Linked DNA regions of Homo sapiens: region 2 is linked to region 1. Evidence: chromatin loops called from intact Hi-C (ENCODE). Cell type or tissue: Caco-2. All regions are shown on one strand. Links, peaks and the distances in the headings refer to the core of each region. The heading gives the core; the rest is flanking DNA. Region 1 holds the start of LOC105373667 (a long non-coding RNA gene). Region 2 has its middle 180 kb from the start of LINC01911.

The links. Hi-C counts contacts between places; a loop is a spot of excess contacts. Peaks named below come from ENCODE experiments on the same cell type or tissue, not always from the same donor. Only the 100,000 strongest peaks of a DNase experiment are listed, where the experiment ranks them.
Region 2: a loop joins it to region 1, with 5 times the contacts of the local background. A loop is called at or near these places in 2 of 110 quality-filtered maps.

Annotation. Positions count from the first base shown.
Region 1 is chr2:146,406,927-146,419,145 of GRCh38, forward strand. It overlaps LOC105373667 (a long non-coding RNA gene), which reads right to left and starts at 6,425. Exons shown (of 3, transcript XR_923422.4): 1 at 6,226-6,425. RefSeq lists an enhancer at 7,510-9,308. In Caco-2, for the core only: a CTCF peak has its summit at 5,883 (motif pointing right); a DNase peak (open chromatin) is centred at 5,895.
Region 2 is chr2:146,655,203-146,667,421 of GRCh38, forward strand. No RefSeq gene overlaps it. Among named protein-coding and RNA genes, the nearest start is that of LINC01911, 180 kb to the right of the region's middle. In Caco-2, for the core only: a CTCF peak has its summit at 6,470 (motif pointing left); no DNase peak of the experiment used is centred there.

The sequences.
Region 1 (12,219 bases), core at 2,936-7,935:
AACCAAGGCTCGAGAACTATGTGAAGAATGCAGAAGCCTCAGGAGCCGATGCAATCAACTGGAAGAAAGCGTATCAGCGATGGACGATGAAATGAATGAAATGAAGCGAGAAGGGAAGTCTAGAGAAAAAAGAATAAAAAGAAATGAGCAAAGCCTCCAAGAAATATGGGACTATGTGAAAAGACCAAATCTACATCTGATTGGTGTACCTGAAAGTGATGGGGAGAATGGAACCAAATTGGAAAATACTCTGCAGGATATTATCCAGGAGAACTTCCCCAATCTAGCAAGGCAGGCCAACATTCAGATTCAGGAAATACAGAGAACGCCACAAAGATAATCCTCGAGAAGAGCAACTCCAAGACACATAATTGTCAGATTCATCAAAGTTGAAATGAAGGAAAAAATGTTAAGGGCAGCCAGAGAGAAAGGTCGGGTTACCCTCAAAGAGAAGCCCATCAGACTAACAGCGGATCTCTCGGCAGAAACCCTACAAGCCAGAAGAGAGTGGGGGCCAATATTCAACATTCTTAAAGAAAAGAATTTTCAACCCAGAATTTCATATCCAGCCAAACTAAGCTTCATAAGTGAAGGAGGAATAAAATACTTTACAGACAAGCAAATGCTGAGAGACTTGGTCACCACCAGGCCTGCCTTACAAGAGCTCCTGAAGGAAGCACTAAACATGGAAAGGAACAACCGGTACCAGCCACTGCAAAATCATGCCAAAATGTAAAGACCATCGAGACTAGGAAGAAACTGCATCAACTAACGAGCAAAATCACCAGCTAACATCATAATGACAGGATCAAATTCACACGTAACAATATTAACTTTAAATGTAAATGGACTAAATGCTCCAATTAAAAGACACAGATTGGCAAATTGGATAAAGAGTCAAGACCCATCAGTGTGCTGTATTCAGGAAACCCATCTCACCTGCAGAGACACACATAGGCTCTAAATAAAAGGTTGGAGGAAGATCTACCAAGCCAATGGAAAACAAAAAAAGGCAGGGGTTGCAATCCTAGTCTCTGATAAAACAGACTTTAAACCAACAAAGATCAAAAGAGACAAAGAAGGCCATTACATAATGGTAAAGGGATCAATTCAACAAGAAGAGCTAACTATCCTAAATATATATGCACCCAATACAGGAGCACCAAGATTCATAAAGCAAGTCCTGAGTGACCTACAAAGAGACTTAGACTCCCACACATTAATAATGGGAGACTTCAACACGCCACTGTCAATATTAGACAGATCAACGAGACAGAAAGTCAACAAGGATACCCAGGAATTGAACTCAGCTCTGCACCAAGCGGACCTAATAGACATCTACAGAACTCTCCACCCCAAATCAACAGAATATACATTTTTTTCAGCACCACACCACACCTATTCCAAAATTGACCACATACTGGGAAGTAAAGCTCTCCTCAGCAAATGTAAAAGAACAGAAATTATAACAAACTATCTCTCAGACCACAGTGCAATCAAACTAGAACTCAGGATTAAGAATCTCACTCAAAACCGCTCAACTACATGGAAACTGAACAACCTGCTCCTGAATGACTACTGGGTACATAATGAAATGAAGGCAGAAATAAAGATGTTCTTTGAAACCAACGAGAACAAAGACACAACATACCAGAATCTCTGGGACGCATTCAAAGCAGTGTGTAGAGGGAAATTTATAGCACTAAATGCCCACAAGAGAAAGCAGGAAAGATCCAAAATTGACACCCTAACATCACAATTAAAAGAACTAGAAAAGCAAGAGCAAACACATTCAAAAGCTAGCAGAAGGCAAGAAATAACTAAGATCAGAGCAGAACTGAAGGAAATAGAGACATAAAAAACCCTTCAAAAAATTAATGAATCCAGGAGCTGGTTTTTTGAAAGGATCAACAAAATTGATAGACCACTAGCAAGATTAATAAAGAAAAAAAGAGAGAAGAATCAAATAGACGCAATAAAAAATGATAAAGGGGATATCACCACCGATCCCACAGAAATACAAACTACCATCAGGGAATACTACAAACACCTCTACGCAAATAAACTAGAAAATCTAGAAGAAATGGATAAATTCCTGGACACATACACTCTCCCAAGACTAAACCAGGAAGAAGTTGAATCTCTGAATAGACCAATAACAGGAGCTGAAATTGTGGCAATAATCAATAGCTTACCAACCAAAAAGAGTCCAGGACCAGATGGATTCACAGCCGAATTCTACCAGAGGTACAAGGAGGAACTGGTACCATTCCTTCTGAAACTATTCCAATCAATAGAAAAAGAGGGAATCCTCCCTAACTCATTTTATGAGGCCAGCATCATTCTGATACCAAAGCCAGGCAGAGACACAACAAAAAAAGAGAATTTTAGACCAATATCCTTGATGAACATTGATGCAACAATCCTCAATAAAATACTGGCAAAACGAATCCAGCAGCACATCAAAAAGCTTATCCACCATGATCAAGTGGGCTTCATCCCTGGGATGCAAGGCTGGTTCAATATATGCAAATCAATAAATGTAATCCAGCATATAAACAGAGCCAAAGACAAAAACCACATGATTATCTCAGTAGATGCAGAAAAAGCCTTTGACAAAATTCAACAACCCTTCATGCTAAAAACTCTCAATAAATTAGGTATTGATGGGACGTATTTCAAAATAATAAGAGCTATCTATGACAAACCCACAGCCAATATCATACTGAATGGGCAAAAACTGGAAGCATTCCCTTTGAAAACTGGCACAAGACAGGGATGCCCTCTCTCACCACTCCTATTCAACATAGTGTTGGAAGTTCTGGCCAGGGAAATTAGGCAGGAGAAGGAAATAAAGGGTATTCAATTAGGAAAAGAGGAAGTCAAATTGTCCCTGTTTGCAGACGACATGATTGTATATCTAGAAAACCCCACTGTCTCAGCCCAAAATCTCCTTAAGCTGATAAGCAACTTCAGCAAAGTCTCAGGATACAAAATCAATGTACAAAAATCACAAGCATTCTTATACACCAACAACAGAGAAACAGAGAGCCAAATCATGAATGAACTCCCATTCACAATTGCTTCAAAGAGAATAAAATACCTAGGAATCCAACTTACAAGGGATGTGAAGGACCTCTTCAAGGAGAACTACAAACCACTGCTCAAGGAAATAAAAGAGGATACAAACAAATGGAAGAACATTCCATGCTCATGGGTAGGAAGAATCAATATCGTGAAAATGGCCATACTGCCCAAGGTAATTTACAGATTCAATGCCATCCCCATCAAGCTACCAATGCCTTTCTTCACAGAATTGGAAAAAACTACTTTAAAGTTCATATGGAACCAAAAAAGAGCCTGCATCGCCAAGTCAATCCTAAGCCGAAAGAACAAAGCTGGAGGCATCACACTACCTGACTTCAAACTATACTACAAGGTTACAGTAACCAAAACAGCATGGTACTGGTACCAAAACAGCAACCCTTCATGCTCCAGAATTAGCCCTCCAAAGGGCTAATATCCAGAATCTACAATGAACTCAAACAAATTTACAAGAAAAAAACAAACAACCCCATCAAAAAGTGGGCGAAGGACATGAACAGACACTTCTCAGAAGACATTTATGCAGCCAAAAGACACATGAAAAAATGCTCATCATCACTGGCCATCAGAGAAATGCAAATCAAAACCACAATGAGATACCATCTCACACCAGTTAGAATGGCGATCATTAAAAAGTCAGGAAACAACAGGTGCTGGAGAGGATGTGGAGAAATAGGAACACTTTTACACTGTTGGTGGGACTGTAAACTAGTTCAACCATTGTGGAAGTCAGTGTGGCGATTCCTCAGGGATCTAGAACTAGAAATACCATTTGACCCAGCCATCCCATTACTGGGTATATACCCAAAGGACTATAAATCATGCAGCTATAAAGACACATGCACATGTATGTTTATTGTGGCACTATTCACAATAGCAAAGACTTGGAACCAACCCAAATGTCCAACAATGATAGACTGGATTAAGAAAATGTGGCACATATACACCATGGAATACTATGCAGCCATAAAAAATGATGAGTTCATGTCCTTTGTAGGGACATGGATGAAATTGGAAATCATCATTCGCAGTAAACTATCGCAAGAACAAAAAACCAAACACTGCATATTCTCACTCATAGGTGGGAATTGAACAATGAGATCACATGGACACAGGAAGGGGAATATCACACTCTGGGGACTGTTGTGGGGTGGGGGGAGGTGGGAGGGATAGCATCGGGATATATACCTAATGCTAGATGACGAGTTAGTGGGTGCAGTGCACCAGCATGGCACATGTATACATATGTAACTAACCTGCACAATGTGCACATGTACCCTAAAACTTAAAGTATAATAAAAAATAAAAAAATAAAAATAAAATAAAAAATAAAAAACAAAACAAAAAAAAAAGAAGACATCTTGATCAATCCCATTTAAAATCAGGACACTGCACTTTTCACATTTTGTGGTGAAACATTTGAATTTCTACTGAGTGCCAGATAGCATGCTAAGTGCTTTCATATGGATTATCACATTTAAATCTAACCACAACTTGTGAGGGGGGTATTATTATTCTCTTCATTTTATAAATATGGGAATTGTCATTTCCTAATACATAAGTACTGAGCCCACCAGGTTGGCAAAGGATTTAAAAATCAGACAATGCAAATAATGAGGACAAATAGTAACTCTAGCACATTTCTATCAAGTGTAAATGCACACCATATAGAGAACTATTTGCCAATATTTAGGGAAGTTGTAGATGTACCTATCTTATTATCTGACAAGTACACATCTAGTTATACATCCCAAGGCAACTCTCTCACATTAAGAATATCCATTGAAGACTCAGTTGTAATCATGGAAATAACCTCAATGTTCAACCCAAAGCAAATACAGTAAGTTATGCTTACCTACAGAATATTAGAGAGCAGCTACAAAGTATGATTTAAAGTTATAGATATTGAAATTGATAAATATCAAACATAAAGTTGAGTGAAAAGGAAAGTGCAAAGTGAATATACTTTATGATACCATTTATTTAGAATTTGATACCAGTAAAATCTTAACAAATATTTCTTATTTCTAACTGTATATGTAGTGAAGTATTAAAAATGTTGAATATGAAATGCTACATACTTCTGAGGGGAAAGGAGGAAGAATGGATACCTAAGAGATATACTTAGGAATTTCACCTTGTTATTAGATCTGTGTAGTGGGTACTCATGTGTTCTGCTAAGTTAGTTTATATACTCTTCTCTAATTTTAATAAAGAAGGGAGAAAAGTAGGAAAAGATCAAAAGCAAAAAACAAAACAAAAACAATAGGATGCTAACAAAAAACACGATGACACACACAAAAGAATGAATACAGGTGAAACTGGGGGAATCTGAGTAAAACCAGTGGGTTATACCAACACCAATATCCTGGTTGCCCTGTATTAATATGATTTTGTAAGATGTTACCACTGAGGGAAATTGGATAAAGTATATTCAGAAACTGTGTAATTTTGTACCACTGTTTGTGAATTAATTATCTCAATAACAGTTTAAAATAAAAAATTATAATAAAAAATAAATTTAAAAATATAATGTTCCCACAAGTCTACCTATCATTGGCTTTTACTAAAAATTTAAAGACTAAATAAATAAATTCATAGGGATCAATAAAATCTACAACATTTGTCAGCCACAAAACACTGCTTTTGCTTTTCAAGTTAATTCTTTTCTGAAAAGCACCTTTGTCCCATAGAGATAGTGACACGGGCAAAGTTCCCTTGTTCCCCTTGCAGGGCTGCGATGGGGAAGTGGTGTGCTTCGGTGCCCCTGTTGCTCAGACCTCTAGGGGGCGCATGCGGAGGGGCAGGCTGTGGGGCTCCAACCGCACAGCAGCATCTAGGGGTGAGAGTTTACAGCTGACGCTCCAGTGGCCGTGTGTTACAGTGTGCTTTTTCAGTTTACCCATCCATTGGTGGCTTGTGTTAACCAGCTCAATTAGACCCTCTGACTTATTGCAAGGACAGAGGGCTTTGCTGTATCCTGGGTTCCTTTCTTACTGTACCAGAAAAATCGGAACACACGTGGGCTTGGAGAATGAGTGCAAGGTTTTCAGTGGAAGCAACGCTCAGCAGATAGATGGGCTAAGCCAGAAGATGGATAGAGTGGGAAGGTGGTTTTACCTGGAGTCAGGCCGCTCAGCAGCTGGGCTCTCCTTTGTCCACCCTCGGCGGAACTCCATGTTGTACCACCGGTCGATGGCCTGGTGGCGTCTGCTTGTGTCTGCCCGTGTGTCCTTCCGCGGTGTGTGCCACTGAACATCCAGACGCTTGTGTGTTCTTCCGCTGGTGTGTTCCTCTTGACATCCAGCGGCCTGTGTTTCTGCCTGCTAGGGTCCCTGGGTTTTTATAGGCACGGGATGGGGGCGTGGCGGGCCACGGTGGTCTTGGAAAATGCAACATTTGAGTCCTCACCTAGGTCCGTGGGCACAGGCCCGGGGGTGGAGCGCTAGCTAGGGACCCGCCCTTCTCCTCCAAGCACTCCCCTTCCCCCGCTCCCATATCAATAGCATGTGTGCTAGGCTTGCTTACTAGGAAATAAAATGGTCAAATGCCTAAGAAAATCACCAAAAAGTTGTTTGCCTTCTGGAAATTACAGATATAAATGTGATCCTTAATGAATTATTAAATACATAAAAAATAATATTGTGGCTCAAAATCTTGTATATATAAATAAGCCATCTTTGTTGATAATTATTAATACACTTTACAGTGAGTCTACATCAGAGAATCTTAATACAAAAGTTGACAACCAAACCAGAGTATTTCAAGGTTGATCTCATGGTAACTCCTAATAATCTTTGGTGACTGAAAAATGCAGAATTCCAGTCAGAATTCAAAACTTTTGAATTGAGATCTCTTATGATGTGGCCCAAAGGTTTATACATTGACATAAATGTTCTTTTAATATGTATTATTGCTGTACAAAGAAACTTGAGAACTGTTTATTTGAATACTTGAATTATCCTTGTTGGCTATCACAGTTTATGAAATCAACCAACTGTAATCAACACTTTATAGCTTGCATTGTAAAACTGTAAAATCCATCCCCCTTTAATCTAGCAGTTTATTTTGTGTCTAACTAGGCATGGGTAAGTAGTGCCAGTGTGTAACCAGGTGAGACCATTAAAGCTGCTGTGATGTTTAGACCTTAGGTGTGAGCTTAAGGGCAATTCAAGGAACAACAGGATTTGTGAACATTTGTATTAGTACAAAATAACTTATCCATGTAAAAAAATGTGTTTTTGTCATGTGTGAGAGCAGGAACACTCATAAGTTTCTCCCTAGCAATGTCTAGCTCATTGTAATGTTCAAAAAAAATTTTTTAATTAAATGAATGAGATCTTGGAAACACAATATTCCATAGACAGAGCTTGGAAAATATTTTTTGAAATACCTTTTAAAAAGTCCTTGGAATAATTAGGCTTTCCTAATTATTTCACAACCACACTAATAATCTGAGGTAGATGTTTAATTTCGTGTCTTTCCACACCCCCCAACTATTTGGAGATCACCTGGTTTTAACCTGCATCCAGAGCTGTCTTGCTGGGCTAATGGAGACTCGTGTGGCACACGTCAGGCGGCAGTTAAATAGGGTTGCTCCTGCTGCTTCCCTCATTGCCCAATTACCTGACTGACTCTTGCAAGTCATAGCTCATGGAATCCTACAACTGGGCACACCAGGGCACCTGATCAAACATGATTTTTCAGGCCCACAAGTCACAGTTCTGCTCTATCTCAAAGCAAAGATCTGCCAAGCTCTTAAGATGATTTAGCCTGGAGTATTTTAAATAACTTCAGAAAATGCAAAGCTTTCTGTCGGTTTGAACACTTCCTGTCACTTTTTAGAACACCTGGCACTCAAATATTTAAATTACAATTCCAGCTTTAATGTGAAGGAACTAACAATAAATCCTTTCTCTTCCCATAATACTTCGGGTCTGACTTTTCTTTAATTTTCTAAAAATGCAGATTTGGGAAATGAAATTAGCAATGCAAGGTGAACCTAGTGTGAATTTTACTGAAGATTATGCAAATGCAGGAAATTATAATTCTATCAGGATGTCATTACATGTGTCTACTTAGACACACATTTTCTGCTATGTTTAAGTTAAACAAAACACTAAATGACTATGTAGTATGACATCTCATTAATATGTTTCCATTCACATCTGTGCCTTTAGTATAAAAAAAAAGACTGCTTCAATGATAAGAGATTAGGTCCTTTAATTAGAAACAAATGACAAATCACTGTTAACCCCATGTGATGCTTTCTAAAACTTCCATCACATATTCCTCTTAAAACATTATTAAACATAAGTTCCCCAGATCTACTTCCTAGAAAGTGCCATTTAACAAAACCCAGGCAGGATGTTAATACTGAGGCGGAATTACAGGTTGCCAAAGCATTTCCTGTGAGAGGATTGACAGGGGATCATTTTGTTATGGGGCCACCTCCAGTGTGTTGTGACAACCACTCATTACACCTCTAAGCAGAGCACTCAGCTGTAGGTTTCTACAAGATGCAAATAGCTCCAAATGGGTTCAATTTAGAGCGAGTGGATAATGTATCACTCATTTCTCTAAGGTAGAAGCTTTTAATTTCCCAAGAACAGGAAAGAGAGGAACATTTCAGTTTCTGGAAAAAAAACATTCAGTTAACCAACTATGCCTGAGAAATGGAGTCACAATAGCAATATCTGTTACATTGTAAATAAAAACACTTCACCTGCCTTGTTTCCCCTTGGCCCAAAACGAAACACCAAGTGGTCAAGTGAGCATCACCTCTCAATAAATATAATTACCCACTTAAGAGCTCAATGTCAAAAACTAGTAACCTCTAAGTGATGGTAGGTTTTTCTCTTACAAAAGGAACTGCTTACAAAGCTACTATAGTTAATTATAATAATACTCAAAAAGTGTTTAAAACACATTTTGATATAGAAAAAATATCATGGAAAGCTTTCACAGTTGGACTTTAATATTTTAGTGTGCTAGTTTTTATACCCCTCTGTGATTTTACTCCCACTGTTCTATTACTGATTTTAGTAAGTGTTGCTAACAATGGAATACAGCAGCCTCTACTACCAGCTATTTAGAAGAGAGGTACGCTGATGTGGATTGGAAAAAGTCAATAAGCCCATTTAAGATTCCTGTGTTTAACAAAGCCACAGGAGAAGCCAGCGAGCTACAAAACATGCCCATGTTACAAGACGGTTGTTTTTTGCTATGAGTACATTAATGAGCAGAATGTTCTTTGCTATAAAACACCAGCATCACTCTGGCCATGATTACTGAAATACTCTCTGGATGTCAATGTCCTTTTGTTTTGAGTACTTTACTAAGAAATTAATTATCCACTAGGAATCCACTGAGATGGGTCTATAGCTGACCTATGTAAAAATAATAATGAATCTGTCTGAAAAGATATGAACTGAAAGTACAGAAAGAGGGTTTCTTTAAGTCTGCTATATGATGTAGAATACTTACTAGTGATCCTGAAAGTTTGCTCTTCATTTTTATAAAATTAAGTTTTAAAGATTATTTTTCCATAATCATATATATTTTTATAATATATATTTAATTTATATGTATGTTATAGAAATTATATGTATAAATATAAATATATATGCCATTCTCTGTCTCTCTGAATATATATTCTAAATAGCTGATGCATATATACCCACACACACACACAAACACACATGCATATATATATATATATTTAAAGAGACAGAGAACAGTTTATTTGGGAGATGGTCCCAGGAAACACAGGTAGGAGAGAAAAAAAGCGATACGGGGAAGAGAAGGCAGTCACTCAAGTATGTGTTATCAAGAAAGTTGTTTAATTTTGCTGAGGAGCTCTGGGGATTGGTGCAGATTTCACTGGCTGCCCAGTTACCTAGACATGGAGCAAGGGAAGCTTGCATTTACAGACCTGTTTCCAGCAGTTACTGGCCTGTTGCTATTTCTAAAGTGTAACAGTTCTCCACCATTTAGGTAACTTAATTAAATAAATAATAAAGGGGCAGAAACTGTTGGCTTTCTACTATTGTCCCTTCCTTCTTTAGTAATAGAATGCATAATTTTTAGTTAAGTCATGTGGCTTTCTGTATTAAAATAATATTTCCCAGCCACCCTTAACCAAGTTTTTTTTTTGTATATAATAAGATATAATCAGAAGTGTCTGTGTAGCTTTTGAGCAGTGATGTGAAAGAAAGGAGTTTCTCTTTCTTGAACTTGGCCTCCCTCCTACTGGCTGTTGGCATATATGTATAGAGACACACACATATAACACTGGAGGTGGGGCCTGGTAGGAGGTGATTGGATCATAGGGACAGGTTCTCACAAATGGTTTAGCACCATCCCTCTTGGTACTGCCCCTTTGAGAGTGAATGAACTCTCTGAGATCTGGTCATTTAAAAGTGTCTAGCAGCTCCTCCCTTGCTCTCTTGCTCCTACTCTGTCTGTATGAGATGCGTGCTCCCATTTTGCCTTGTGCCATGATTCTAAGTTTCCTGAGGCCTCCTCTAAGCAGATGCCAGCATCATGCTTCCTATACAGCTTGCAGAACTATGAGCTAATTAAACATCCTTTTCTTTATAAATTACCTAGTCTCAGGTATGTCTTTGTAGTAATGTGAGAATGAATTAATAATTAATACAATGCATATAGAAACTCTTGCTTAGAGTGCTAGGAGAAATGTTTCATAATGTCCATAGCAGCATTTTTGAAACAGCAAAATATGGGGGGTAAAATCCCACCAATAGAATAATGAATAACTGTTGATATATTCATACAGTTGAATACTGTAGAGTAGGGAAGTAAATGAAGAATAGTTATATACAGGAACATGTGTGAATCTCTAAATATAATATTGAGCAAAAAGAAATAACAGAACACATATGATTCTATTTACTTAAAGTTCAAAATAAAAGACAAAATATAAATAGATTTCTACTTCTGTCCATGAATTATTATCTGCAATAGAAATTTCCATTCCATCATAAAAAAAAAAAACAGTAAAAACAGCATAAAATAGATGGAACTGTTTACAGATATTTGACAACATGCTGCACAGAACTGTGATTCATACGAGAAAGAAAGCAAACAAGATGAGCCATACAGTTGCCCAGTTTACTACCAGGATTCAGTTTCTAGGCCACATCCCAGGGAGAAAAAAATGAAACAGAGCCTGGAGGTTACACTGAGGTGAGAAAACTTGTAGGAGTTCAGGAAAGCTGAGACAGTTGTAGAGAATATTGAAAATGATGGTACCGAAGAGAAGCAAAACTCCCAAGATCTTCAGAAGGGTCCCACTGAGTGCCTTTGGCCATGTTACTGATGGAGTCATGCATAGACAAACTCCACAAGAAGAGGGTAGAAATAATGATTCCCAGCATCAGTGAAAAGCTAGGAGTAGTTGAAGTTATCGCTACCAGAGCAACCTCATAACAAGTAAATAAATAATCAGTCCAGGCAAAGTGGCCCGTGTCTCTACTTCCAGCACGTTGGGAGGCCAAGGTGGAAGAATCGCTTGAAGCCAGGAGTTCAGGACCGGCTTCGGCAATGCAACAAGATCCTATCTCTACAAAAAATAAAAATTAAAAAAAGTATTCAAGAATGGTGGCATTGTGTTTGTAGTCCCAGCTACTCAAGAGGCTGAGGCGGAAGGATCACTTGAGCCCAGGATTTGAGGTTGCTGAGGTTACAGTGAGCTATGATTGCACCACTGCACTACAGCCTGGGTGATAGAGCAAGACCTTGTCTCTGAAATAGTAATAATAAAAACTTTGGTTAGAATTCTCAGAAGGGATTTCTATTAGTGGCTAAATTAGCATCAGAATAAATGCTACATTGCTCTTTCCCTAACAAAGTTTAAAAAATAAGCCTCAAAAAAATCAAATTGGTCTACCTACTTACTTACCTGCATGCCAGAATAGCCTAACATTCTTTTCCTTTTTTTTCTTTCTTTCTTTTTTTTTTTTTTTGAGATGGAGTCTCGCTCTGTTGACCAGGCTGGAGTGCAGTGGCACGATCTCGGCTCTCTGCAAGCTCCGCCTCCCGGGTTCACGTCATTCTGCTGCCTCAGCCTCCCAAGTAGCTGGGACTACAGGT
Region 2 (12,219 bases), core at 3,399-8,398, 250 kb after region 1:
CATGATCAACCAGAAATATTAAATGGAAAGGTCTGGAAATATAAAAGTGTCAGGGAACCTGCCCCGATAGTCACATAGGTTCTTTTCTATTTTCCCTATGCATCAGCCAGTTTGAAAAATAAAGGGACAGAGTACAAAAGGGAGAAATTTTAAAGCTGGGTGTCCGGGGGAGACATCACATGTCGGTAGGTTCCGTGATGCCCCACAAGCTGCAAAACCAGCAAGTTTTTATTAGGGAATTTCAAAAGGGGAGGGAGTGCATGAATAGGGTGTGGGTCACAAAGATCATGTACTTCACAAGGTAATAGAATATCACAAGGCAAATGGAGGCAGGGCAAGATCACAGGACCACAGCACCGCGGCGAAATTAAAATTGCTAATGAAGTTCTGGGCACCATTGTCACTGATAATATCTTATCAGGTGACAGGGTTTTGAGAGCAACTGGTCTGACCAAAATTTATTAGGTGGGAATTTCCTCTTCCTAATAAGCCTGGGAGTGCTATGGGAGACTGGGGCTTATTTCATCCCTACAGTTTTGACCACAGAAGACAGCCACACCCAAGGGGGCCAGTTCAGAGACCCACCCTTAGGCGTGCATTCTCTTTCTCAGGGAGTTCCTTGCTGAGAAAAAGAATTCAGTGATATTTCTCCCATTTGCTTTTGAAAGAAGAGAAATATGGCTTTGTTCTGCCCAGCTCGGCTCACCGGTGGTCAGAGTTTAAGGTTATCTCTCTTATTCCCTGAACAATTGCTGTTATCCTGTTCTTTTTTCAAGGTGCCCAGATTTCATATTGTTCAAACACACATGCTCTAAAAATTTGTGCAGTTAACACAATCATCACAGGGTCCTGAGGTGACATACATCCTCCTTAGCTGAAAGGATTAAGAGATTAAAGTAAAGTCAGGCATAGGAAATCACAAGGGTATTGATTGGGGAAGTAATAAGTGTCCATGAAATCTTCACAATTTATGTTCAGAGACTGCAGTAAAGACAGGCATAAGAAATTATAAAAAATATTAATTTGGGGAACTAATAAATGTCCATGAAATCTTCACAATCCACATTCTTCTGTCATGGCTTCAGCTGGTCCCTCCATTTGGGGTCCCTGACTTCCCACAACATATAAGTTTTACTTTTTAAATGGCATGCTGTTCTGAGCAGTGTGATGAGATATTGCACTGTCCCTCTTTGTTCTGCCCCGGAAAAGAATCATCAATTTGTCCTGTGTATTCATGCCATTTATACCACCTATCTACTACTGTATAAGAAAATAATAGTGTATATAGGGTTTGGTACTGTCTGTGGTTTCAGGCATCCACTGGGGGTCTTGAAACGTAACCCCCATAGATAAGGGGGGAACTAAAGTAAGTAAAAAGTTTTTCTCACTCTTGTATCATGAATGTTGAAGAGCAAGGGATAGGATTCTTCCCCTGACTCTTATTCCACTGTGTATCCACCAATGCCATAGTCCCAGTTTGTCTTTCTTCTGGATTAAGAGGCAACAGGACCCTCTTACCTCCTTTTTGCTGAGCCTTGAATTATATTTCCCTAAAAAGCCTGTTACTTACCCATATGAAATTATGAAATTTGCTTTTTCCCACTTGACATATAAATGTATAACAAGGTATGGCTTCTTTACTCAATGACTTAAAATGTGTAGATACTATAATTTATAAAATGTGATAAAGGCATTGACATAGTCTAATCAGAAAAATATTTAACACTTAAATTAATTTTTGAGAAAAGGCAATTTTCTTGACTTTTATAGTGGCTGTTAGAGTCCTTTGGTAATCAAATAAGTAGCAAGCAAGTTTTAGTGGCATCTGGGAATGAATAAGCTATGTATGATCATGGCAGGATCTTTGTCTATTGTTAAGTCCATCTGGGTTTCTAGTATAATTTGGAAATGATTGGAATGCTATAAACTAATGTTTGTGTCATATGTTGACAACCTAATAACCTAACTCACAATCCATAAATTGAAAACCTAATCAACAATGTCAGATATTGGCAGGTACAATCTTCGGGAGGTAGTTCAGTCATAAGGGTGGATCCCTCATAAAAGGGATTAGTGCCCTTATAAAGGAGACTCCAGACAGCTCCCTTAACACCTTCCAGACTGTGAAGATGCAGCAAGAAGAAGGCTGTCCATGAAACAGGAAGCAGGCTCTCACCAGATACTAAATCTTCTGGTGCCTTGATCTTAGACATTCTAACCTCTAGAACTGTAAGGAATAAATTTTGTTGTTTATAAGCCACCCAGCCAATGGTATTTTCTTATAGCAGCCTGAATGAACTAAGACAAGGGACTGTTTTCAGAATCTTGGACACCACTCGTGACCTAATGATGCCTGCCACTATCATAGGAGTTAGCAGTACTGCATTTCAAATCCTATTCAAAACAGTACATTGGAAGAAGTTATGCCTCTCACCATATTTCAAAATTATTTTGCATTTCAGCCCATCTACCAATTATTATAATAAACAATATTCCATTACAAACAGGAGTTTACAAAGAGATTTGAGAGGAGCAAGTCTTCAGGCACAGCTTTTCCTATAACTTGAATTTACTTATCCTTATGCATATTTATCAGATGATTATATTATCTTTCTATGGAACCCTGGCATCTTGTCACTTACACTTCTTTGTTAGCTCTGGAAAAGTCTTGAGCTGACTTCAGTTATGCCCACCCAAATTTAGTGCCCTTAAAAATAAGAAACAATAAAATCGTATTATATCCATATCCCAGATCTCTCTAACCAATATTAAAAAGGATTTCTGCTGGTTGTATCAATGTACAGATTCTTTAAAAAATGAATGATGTTAGACAACTATAAAGTCACTGCCTAAAAAGAGAAGAAAGGAATACAGATTTTACCTGGTTTAAAATTCTTATTTCCACTGACCAATTAATCAAAACATATTGTCTTTAGTCAAGGACAACCCTTTACCTTCTAAAGAAAGGAAGTTAGAATAAAAGCAAGGGGTGGACACAAAACTGTATGCAAATAAATCATAGACCTTAATGTAAGAGCTGAAAGTGTGTAACTGTAAGAAGAACGCACAAGAATAAATTTTCATGACCTAAGGTCAAGAAATGTCTTCTTAAATAAGGAACCAATAGAACAAAAACAAATACAGATTAATTAAACTTCATCAAAATTAAAAACTTTTGTGCTTAAAAGGACATCATTTCAAAGTAAAAAGATCCACAGAATGAAAGAAAATATCTGCAAATGATGTATTTCATAATAGACTTGCTTCAGGAATACATAAAGCACTTTAAAAGAACAATAAAAAAAGAAAACTCAAATGAAAAATAGGCAAATGATTTGAATAGACATTTCTCCAAAGATACACAAATGGACAATAAATACATGAAAATGTGCTGAATATAATTAGCCATTAGGGAAATGCAAATGAAAATCACAATGATATACCACTCTGTACCCACTAGGATGGCTATAATAAAAAAGACAGATAATAACAGGTGTTGGTTAGTATGTGGAGAAATTGGAACTCTCACACATTGCTGGTAAAAATGTAAAGTGTTGCAGCTGCTTAGAAAAATAATTTTTCTGAAAACGTTGAACATGGAGTTACCATATGATCCAGCAATTCCACCCTTCAGTATATAACCAATAAATGAAAACATAAAATCTTATTTTGACACAAACACTGGTACACAAATATTCATTGCAGTATTTTTCATAATAGCCAAAAGTATAAACAATCCAAATGTCTATCAACTTATGAATGGATGAATAAAACATGATCTAGCCATAAAATGGAATATTATTTGGCAATAGCAAGGTATGAAGTACTGATACATATTGCAATATGCCTTGAAAACATTAAGTGAAAGAAGCTGATCACAAAGAACCACATATTGTATGATTCTATGTATGTAAAACATCCACAATCGGTAACTTTATACAGACAGAAAGTAGATTAGAGGTTGCCCAAGTCTGGAGGGTAGGGGAGAAATGTGAATAGGAAGTTACTGCCAATAGGTATGGAATTTCTTTTTGAGGTGATGAAAATGTTCTAAAATCCACAGTTGCACTACTTACTGAACATGGTAAACAACATTGAATTGCACACTTTTAAAGGGTAGAATGTATGTTTTAAAATTGCAGCTTAATAAAGCTATTTTTAAAAAGTCAGGGGGGGTTGGCATTTGAATAAGTGACCAATGACATCTCACTGCTGCATATCCATACGTTGAGTCAGAACAATCTTAAAGGGAAAACAAAACTGTTAAGTATTTTAAAGATGTCTATTGTGAGCCACTATGAGTGACTGTAGCTCAGGTATACAGTCTCAAGAGGTCCTGACCTGTGGCAGTCAGATTAGTTTGGTTTTATACATTTTAGGGAAGCAAGAATTATAGGCAAAGACTTAAATCAATACATGGAAGGTATACATTGGTTTTGCTCAAAAAGACAGGCTATCTTTAAGTGGAGGTAGGGGCTTAAAGGCTGCGGGTGAATTCAGAAATTCTTTAATTTGCAATTGCTTAATGAAGTAAAGCTCTGTCTAAAATTTGGAGTTAGCAGAAAGAAATGTTTTAAGTTAAGGATGCTATGTAGTAACATTGATGGCCTGCAGATGTGACTTAATCCTTGCCTTGCACAGCTTTAGGTCTTGTTTATAATTTGGTATCTTATTGTCACAAAGAGTTCATTTTGTTAGTCTTATGATCGCTAGTTTAACATTAATGCTGGTCAGTTGTACCTAAACTCCAAAAGGGAAGGGATATAATGAGATATGTTGGACCTCCCTTCCCATCATGGCTGGGAATTCAATTCTTAAGTTTTTTCTGGGGACCCCTTGACCAAGATAGGGGTTGTACTCCTTTAGGAGGAACCAAAATGGCCTAATTTCTAGATTTGACCAAGGTGTTTCTAACCTATTCAGAACTAATGGACCTTGAGCAGAATGAGTCAGCTTTCAGAGAAAATATGTCCAGGGTTAGTAAGCCTTTCAACAGGGCCTTTACTGGAAGCACTTTAACCATCCTTTAAATCAGGAAGAGGTTTCCCAGCTTTCTTCCTGCTATGTTCAAGAAAGAAAACATAGAAAGCCAAAGGGCTTTAAAATTGCCTCAGTAGATCAAGCTGTGTGGCAACAGTCATGCGACCAGAGATAGATGAATTCACCACTGATCATGACCAGATATGGATAATGCTGAAATTGATGTCACGTGTATGCCAGTATGAAAAGAAGTATATTTTTAAAATGACTTCTCAGCCAAGATCTGTGACATCATTGATTGTAGAAAGGTCAATGGCTGTCACCTTAAGACCCTTAGATGATGCTCACTATTATTATTAAATGAATTTTAAAGGTAGGGGTCCAGTGGGAGCTTGTAAGCACTTGATATTCTTACATGTGGAAAGACGGCAGGTGAACAATTATGAAGATATTAAATAAGCAAAATAAAAAGTTTTCTGTCCAATACTTTGTCATAATGTGTAGTTTGTCAGGACTTTTGACCTGATCAAAAGTTAATAGTTACATATTTTATTTACATCTTTTACTTTATAAACAAAGTGAATTATTTAAAAAATATATTTACATATTTGTATCATCAAGAAAGTATTAAACTAATTAAATGTATACTAAAGGGAAGAAATTATTATAAACATTGAAAAATTGTGCAATAGAGCTTCATTAGGATACTTTATTCTATCTAAAAAGAAGATCTTTCTTTTGTTATTAAGCTATTTGCAAGATTTAATTGTTGCTATTCCACAGAGAATGGTTGACAGTGGATTATTATTCCTCATTACACTTTAAAAGACAACCTGCTTAAACTAAAGACAGACACTCTCCCTCATTTGGAGTTATATTTACTTAATTATTGTCCTGTTTTCTTAAAGAGATTTAAGTGGGTTTTTTAGAAGTCACTAGATTCACTGGGCCCAGAGACAACATTATCATTTTCTATAGCAGTTCTCATTTTTCTTAAAATCATGACCCATTTGATATCTTAAAAACAGCAACATTAATTTTAATTTGTCTTATTGTAGGGTATAAATTGACTAAATGTTAATAGCATTCTTCTAGAGTAATCAGTTCTACATGATTAACCTAAAAATTGCCAAAACATTGTTTACTCTTCATTTGTATCTGAAGAAAAAGGCATGATGAGTCAGACAGATTTGGATTAATTTACTTTCTGATCTGCATTAAAACTTGCCACAATGATTCATAATCATTTTACTTGATATTTATTTTGACAAAACAACTTAATTTTGAAAGCAGTTCACTGGAAAATAATTTAGGGCCAAAAGGTATTCCACTTCATAACTACAATTAAGTTGCATGGAAAATACTATTCTACTTTATTTTTCTTGCTTCTTCTCTATCTAATAAAAATTGGGCAAAATACAACCTCTGAAACCTTGTAAGCATTCCCTTTTGAAGACTTTTTTTTTTTTTTAATAAAATCAGAGTAGGTAGCTTGTGCTTTTACCACCATCTAGTGGGCTTCTTTTGTGACAGCAAGTGACAACTAAGGAGAAACAAAGATTCAGGGAATGGGATACTGACCATTAAATATGTTAAACTTTCCAGAATTTTCCTGTGAGGGCAGGGTCAAGGGGCCTACACTGAAGAAGACACTTAGTTATATGTTACAATTTTTTAAAAAAAATCTTCATTTGACATCTTTTCTTAAGAATGAGGAAACAGAATAGTGACCACATAAATACTTTTTTTCCTTAAAAATTGTTCTAAAAATGGGAAAACACCAAAGTCATCTTCAGAAGTGTAAATTGACAGTGTTCCCTTTTGAACACATAATTTTGACCACAGATGATTCAGCAATACAACAGAAATAGATATAGCTAATGAAAATAATATAATGAAATGTTAAAAATATAGAGTTCCTTTATCTTGTTTCAAAAAAAATAAGATTTTAACACACACAATTGTTAAAACCTTGTTAATGATTTAAAAGATATGTTATAAATAGTAACTGATTTTACATTCACTATAGCAAAATCACTTTACAACCTTTCTTTCAAAGGTACCTGATATTGAGATTACATGGAAACCAGGGAACCACAGTCTATGAATAATCAACACTACTCATCATTACATATAAACCTTGGCACATACTTATAAAAACCTATATTTTCAAATTTGGCTCAACATAAACAGTGTCTTCATTTTCAACGCAAAGAATTGAATCCAGTCTAATATAGACAGAGACCTAATCCAATTTCTACCATAATTTACTTAAGTATCTATATACCATTCTAATGAAATCATTTTTCTCATGCTATCAATCAACTCCTCCATACTAAATCTAATAATTTCTTTAAAATCTAATTATTCCTGACTTTTAAAAATGTATATGATATTTTGAAAATTGCTGAATTTTAAAAACTCCTTTTTTCCCCAGTTTCTATGAAAGAAAATAGGAAAATATGCTTTTTAGAGCCTCCTTTTTGCCTTCCTCAGTTTCCTCCACTGCTCTTTAAATGTAAATAAGCCCAGTTTCTATGACCCTTGACTTTTCTTGCTTATGTAACCAGCTATCATCTCTATCCAAGCAATATACAAATATAGAGTTACTGGTTTTGAACACTCAACAACATTTTTTTTTCTCTCTGCCTTAGGGGCACAAATATTTGTCCATCTAGCTTATTGTTTAAAATTCAATTTGTATAGAACCATGCTCTGACCTAAAAAATTCACTTTTCCAATATTATTTAAAGTTTCCATCATTTGAACATTATTCTTCTATTTAGAATCAAATTTAATTCTCTACACTTAAAACCTGGTTTGAAGGTCAGGCACGGTGGCTCATGCCTGTAATCCCAGCACTTTGGGAGGCCGAGGCGGGCAGATCACCTGAGGTCAGGAGTTCGAGACCAGCCTGATCAACATAGAGAAACCCTGTATCTACTAAAAATACAAAATTAGCCAGGTGTGTTGGTAAATGCCTGTAATCCCAGCTACTCGGCAGGCTGAGGCAGGAGAACCCAGAAGTCGGAGGTTGCAGTGAAAAAAAAAAAGTAAAAAAGAGAGAGAGAAAAAAAAAGAAAACCTGGTTTGAACACCACATTCTAAGAAAATGCTGCCTTAAACACATTTCATTCTGCACAAGTGAGACCACATACTCTTTCACATACAATCAATTCATTTTCTTGTCATGCATTTGGTCACGTCATTCTCATTGGAAAGCTCCTTTCTCTCCTCTGTATAGTCTAAGATACCTTTTCTTAAAAATCACACTCATTTAGTGACCTCTTCATTGTGCTTACATAAACTTGAGATCTGTAGGACTCATCATGCATATGAGGAACATACATTGTTGGCTCTTTTTTTCTCTCTTTAGTCTATTTCTCCAACTAGATTTAAATTCTTTTGACATTAAATGTGAGGTGACAGAACTGTGTATTCCCAGCACACAAGCAGAAAGCTCTACACACGTACAGTATTCAATAACTATATGCTATTAATGCTGTTGATGGCAGAGTTGTAATCTTTGTAATAGGTAACAATAACCAGGTAGACAATATCAATCATTTAAACATTTTTTACTCCAAAATTTAATACATAAGCAAAAAATTTTCATCACTATTGCATTCACTACTCTTCTTGTCACCATCCAATCTAGGACCACACAGTTCTCCACCCACAATATGTCCATTCATCAAATTAATATCTATTGAGTGTCTCCGTGTTTTAGGTACTGAACATACAGAAGACACATACACACACATACACACAAAGATGTGTTTACTCCCCCTTATGATGCAGTCCAGCAGGAGAAATGTATATTAAACAAATTATTATATATACAGTAGTAGTTAATATTTACTGGATATTTATCATATGCTAGGCACCTTTTTAAGAGCTTAAACAAATTAACACTTTCAACATGTACAGTAATTCTATTTTGTAGGTATTATTTTTCTTATGTATAAATGGGAAAAAAAATGAGGTGTTGAAGGATTTTAAAACTTGTCCGAAGTCATCAAGCTGGTAATTGATAGTCGATATTCCAATTTAGGTAATGTAACTACAGAGATGAAGCAGAACAAATCTCATTGTAGATTTGTTGGCGATGAGGTTTGAGTTCCTAAAACTGAGATGTTTGGGTATAAGGTAATAGGCATTAACGAAAATACCATTGATCCTTGGATAAGAGAACTTGGCTTTACAATGTTCACAAAGCCAGGGAAGTTGTTACATGGGCATCTATAGAACCTTATTCATCCACTTATGATATAGGTAAAATTATTTCCATTACTATTTTACAGATAAAGGAAGTGAAATCTATGTTACATGAATGGATAAATTAAGTTCTGAGAGATTCCTAAACTTACCAAAGCTCTCAAGGCTGGAAAGGGGCAGGGATGAGATTCAAACCCAAATTATAACTCCAAGTCCAGGTCTCATCTGGCTGTAACAGAACTGCCATGAGTGGGTAAAGCAAAGACACTAGGGTGTTTTAATTTCGTAGGACAATTTCTTCATTTATTCTTTCACCAAGTATTTATTAAATAGCTCCCATGTTCAATCACCATTCTAAATGCTTTGATATATAAGATCTGGTCTCTGTTCTCCACCACTTCATAATACAACTTAGGAAAAAGGTATATATATAAATACCTGTGATATAAGGCAGCATATGACAAATCCCATGTGGGTATGACCTAATTGTGAGGGAGCAGAGTATCTTGCATAAAGCGAATGTGGCAGAAAACCCTTGTACAATCTTGCTTCAGCCCACCCAAGGTCTCTCAGCCATTTTCTATGTCAGCATTACCTTCACTTGTGAACATTTAGACTTCTTATACTTTTGCTAAAAGAATGCTATACAGCAAGACCTGGACTGTTGTAATCCTATAATAATTAGTCTAACACAAATGGAAGATAGAACAAAAGCACAATATGTTCTAAAGTTTTTAAAATTATACACTGACAAATTATAGTTATACAGTATAGCTAATAATTGAGTACTGTACATCTCCATATCACTAAGAAAGTAAATCTCAGATGCTCTCACAGCAAAAAACGTCAAATGTTTGAAGTGATGCATAGGTTAGTTAGCTTAATCTAATCCTTCCACACTGTATTAAAAGATCATAATGGCAGTTTGTGCCTGTATTCATCCTACTGTGCAACAGACCTCAGAAAAAATCAAACTTATTTCTCCTAACTGAGGCTTTGCAGTCTTTCATGATTATCTCCCCATTTCTTCCACCCCTACCTCCCGCCTCTGTTAAACACCACTTTACTCTCTGGTTCTATGAGTTCAATTGTTTTAGATTCCACATGTAAGTGAGGCAATGTGGTGTTTATCTTGCTGTGTTTGGCTTATTTGGTTTAGCCTGATGTTCAGTTTCATCCGTGTTGTCACAAATGACAACATGGCTTTTTAAGGCTGACTAGTATTCTATTGTGTATATATACCACAAGTTTTTAATCCATTCATCCACTGATGGGCACTTAGGTTGATTCCATAACTTGGCTGTTGTGAATGGTGTTACAATTAACATGGGTGTGCAGACACCTCTTTGACTACATCTGATAAGGGATTAGAGATTAATATGCGAATGACATAAGGGACTGAAGCAACTCTATAGAAAGAAAACAAATAATTCAATTAAGAAATGGGCAAAGGAGCTGAAGAGACATTTCTCAAAAGAAGACATATGAATGGCTAACAGATAAGTGAAAAAATGTTCTATAGTTTATTTACTTTCATGAGAGTTTTGCTATTTGGTAATCTTCCTATTAGTAACTCACAGAAAATTTTACTCCAGGCCCCAAGTGAGGTAAGAAAAGTTGCAATCAGATGTTGTGCTTATCAGTCATCTTGGATATCAAACTGGAAACAGGTTGCTGAGTGAAAGGCATATTGAGAATAGGAACCAACCAGTTTTGTTGAGACTTTTAAAACTGCTCAGAGAGAAATAACTATCAGAAGGGTGAAATCATAGAATGGGCAATATCTGATTATAACTGTAGGTTAACTTGAGTTAAAATTAGGAATTTGTTAAGCCCTTGTTAATGATCTCTATGTCTTGACACTCTAAAGTGTTTTCTTACTGTCTTCTACTAAGAGCTATTGGAATAATGTGAGGCCTGAAGAGTTCCTGTCTTCACACCACCCCATCCCTCAATCCCTAAAACATCTAGTGAAGGTGGAATTGGGAAAAGGTGATGTTTTCATAAATCCTAAAGAAAGAATAAGATTTTGATAGACAGGAGGCAGTAAGGTGGAGTGAACAAAGATATGAAGGTTTCAAAGCTCATTGTTTCGGGGAATGTCCATTACATCATATTGAGGCTTTGTTTTATTTGCTTGCTTGAAGAAAATATGTGAGTCATAAGTCAGGAAATGTAGGGTATAGCCAGAATGTGGAATATGAGAAACTAGAAAAGGGATTTTGAAAAGGTATCTATAGGCAATGGTTAGTAACTCAACAAGAGTATCACATGATGTCAGATATATTTTTCCAATAGAATCTGGAAAATTAACTTGGTATGAAGTTATTGCAGAAGGTATGCCATCAGAGGCAGTGAAATTTGTTAAAATCAATTGTCTAAGCCTGGACTAAGAAGTTAATAACTGAGAACAAGGGAAAACTTTATGGATAAAAATGATGGATGCATGATCTGTGGAAAACAAAAAGAAATTAACAGGATTGAGAACTCTTCCTGAAAGGGTGAGGTAAAGAAAAAGGGGCAAAAGGGTTTAAGCCAAGGATGAACTACAGGAAGTAATGTAAAATTAACAGATATTGTAATGTCAGAAGTAAAAGCAAGGTTTGAAGGAAAAATGAATAGGGATAGAGTAATATTTCTTGATCTAGAGATGCTGTTTGGACTTTTATTTGGAAATGTTCTTTAGGAATTTGGAATTTCAGATCTGGAATGCAGAAGAGAGATCATGGATTACAGTGTGTGACTCCTTTAAGGGAAAGACAATAGAAGGATCCAGGTAAAACAAAACAAAACAAAACAAAAAAAACTAGAGAAGGTAAAAAGAGCCAGAAAAGATATATGAAGTTCAGAGAGGTAGGAAGATAATTAAAATAATACCAGCAGGAAAGCTTTCTGATTCAACTCATTAAAATGGCATTACTTCAGGCAATATTTTAATTAGCTCCTCATGTTCAGAATTTAAAATTTTCTCTAAAACTGTCTATTATCTTTTACTAAAATCTACAAGTAAATACATCAGTT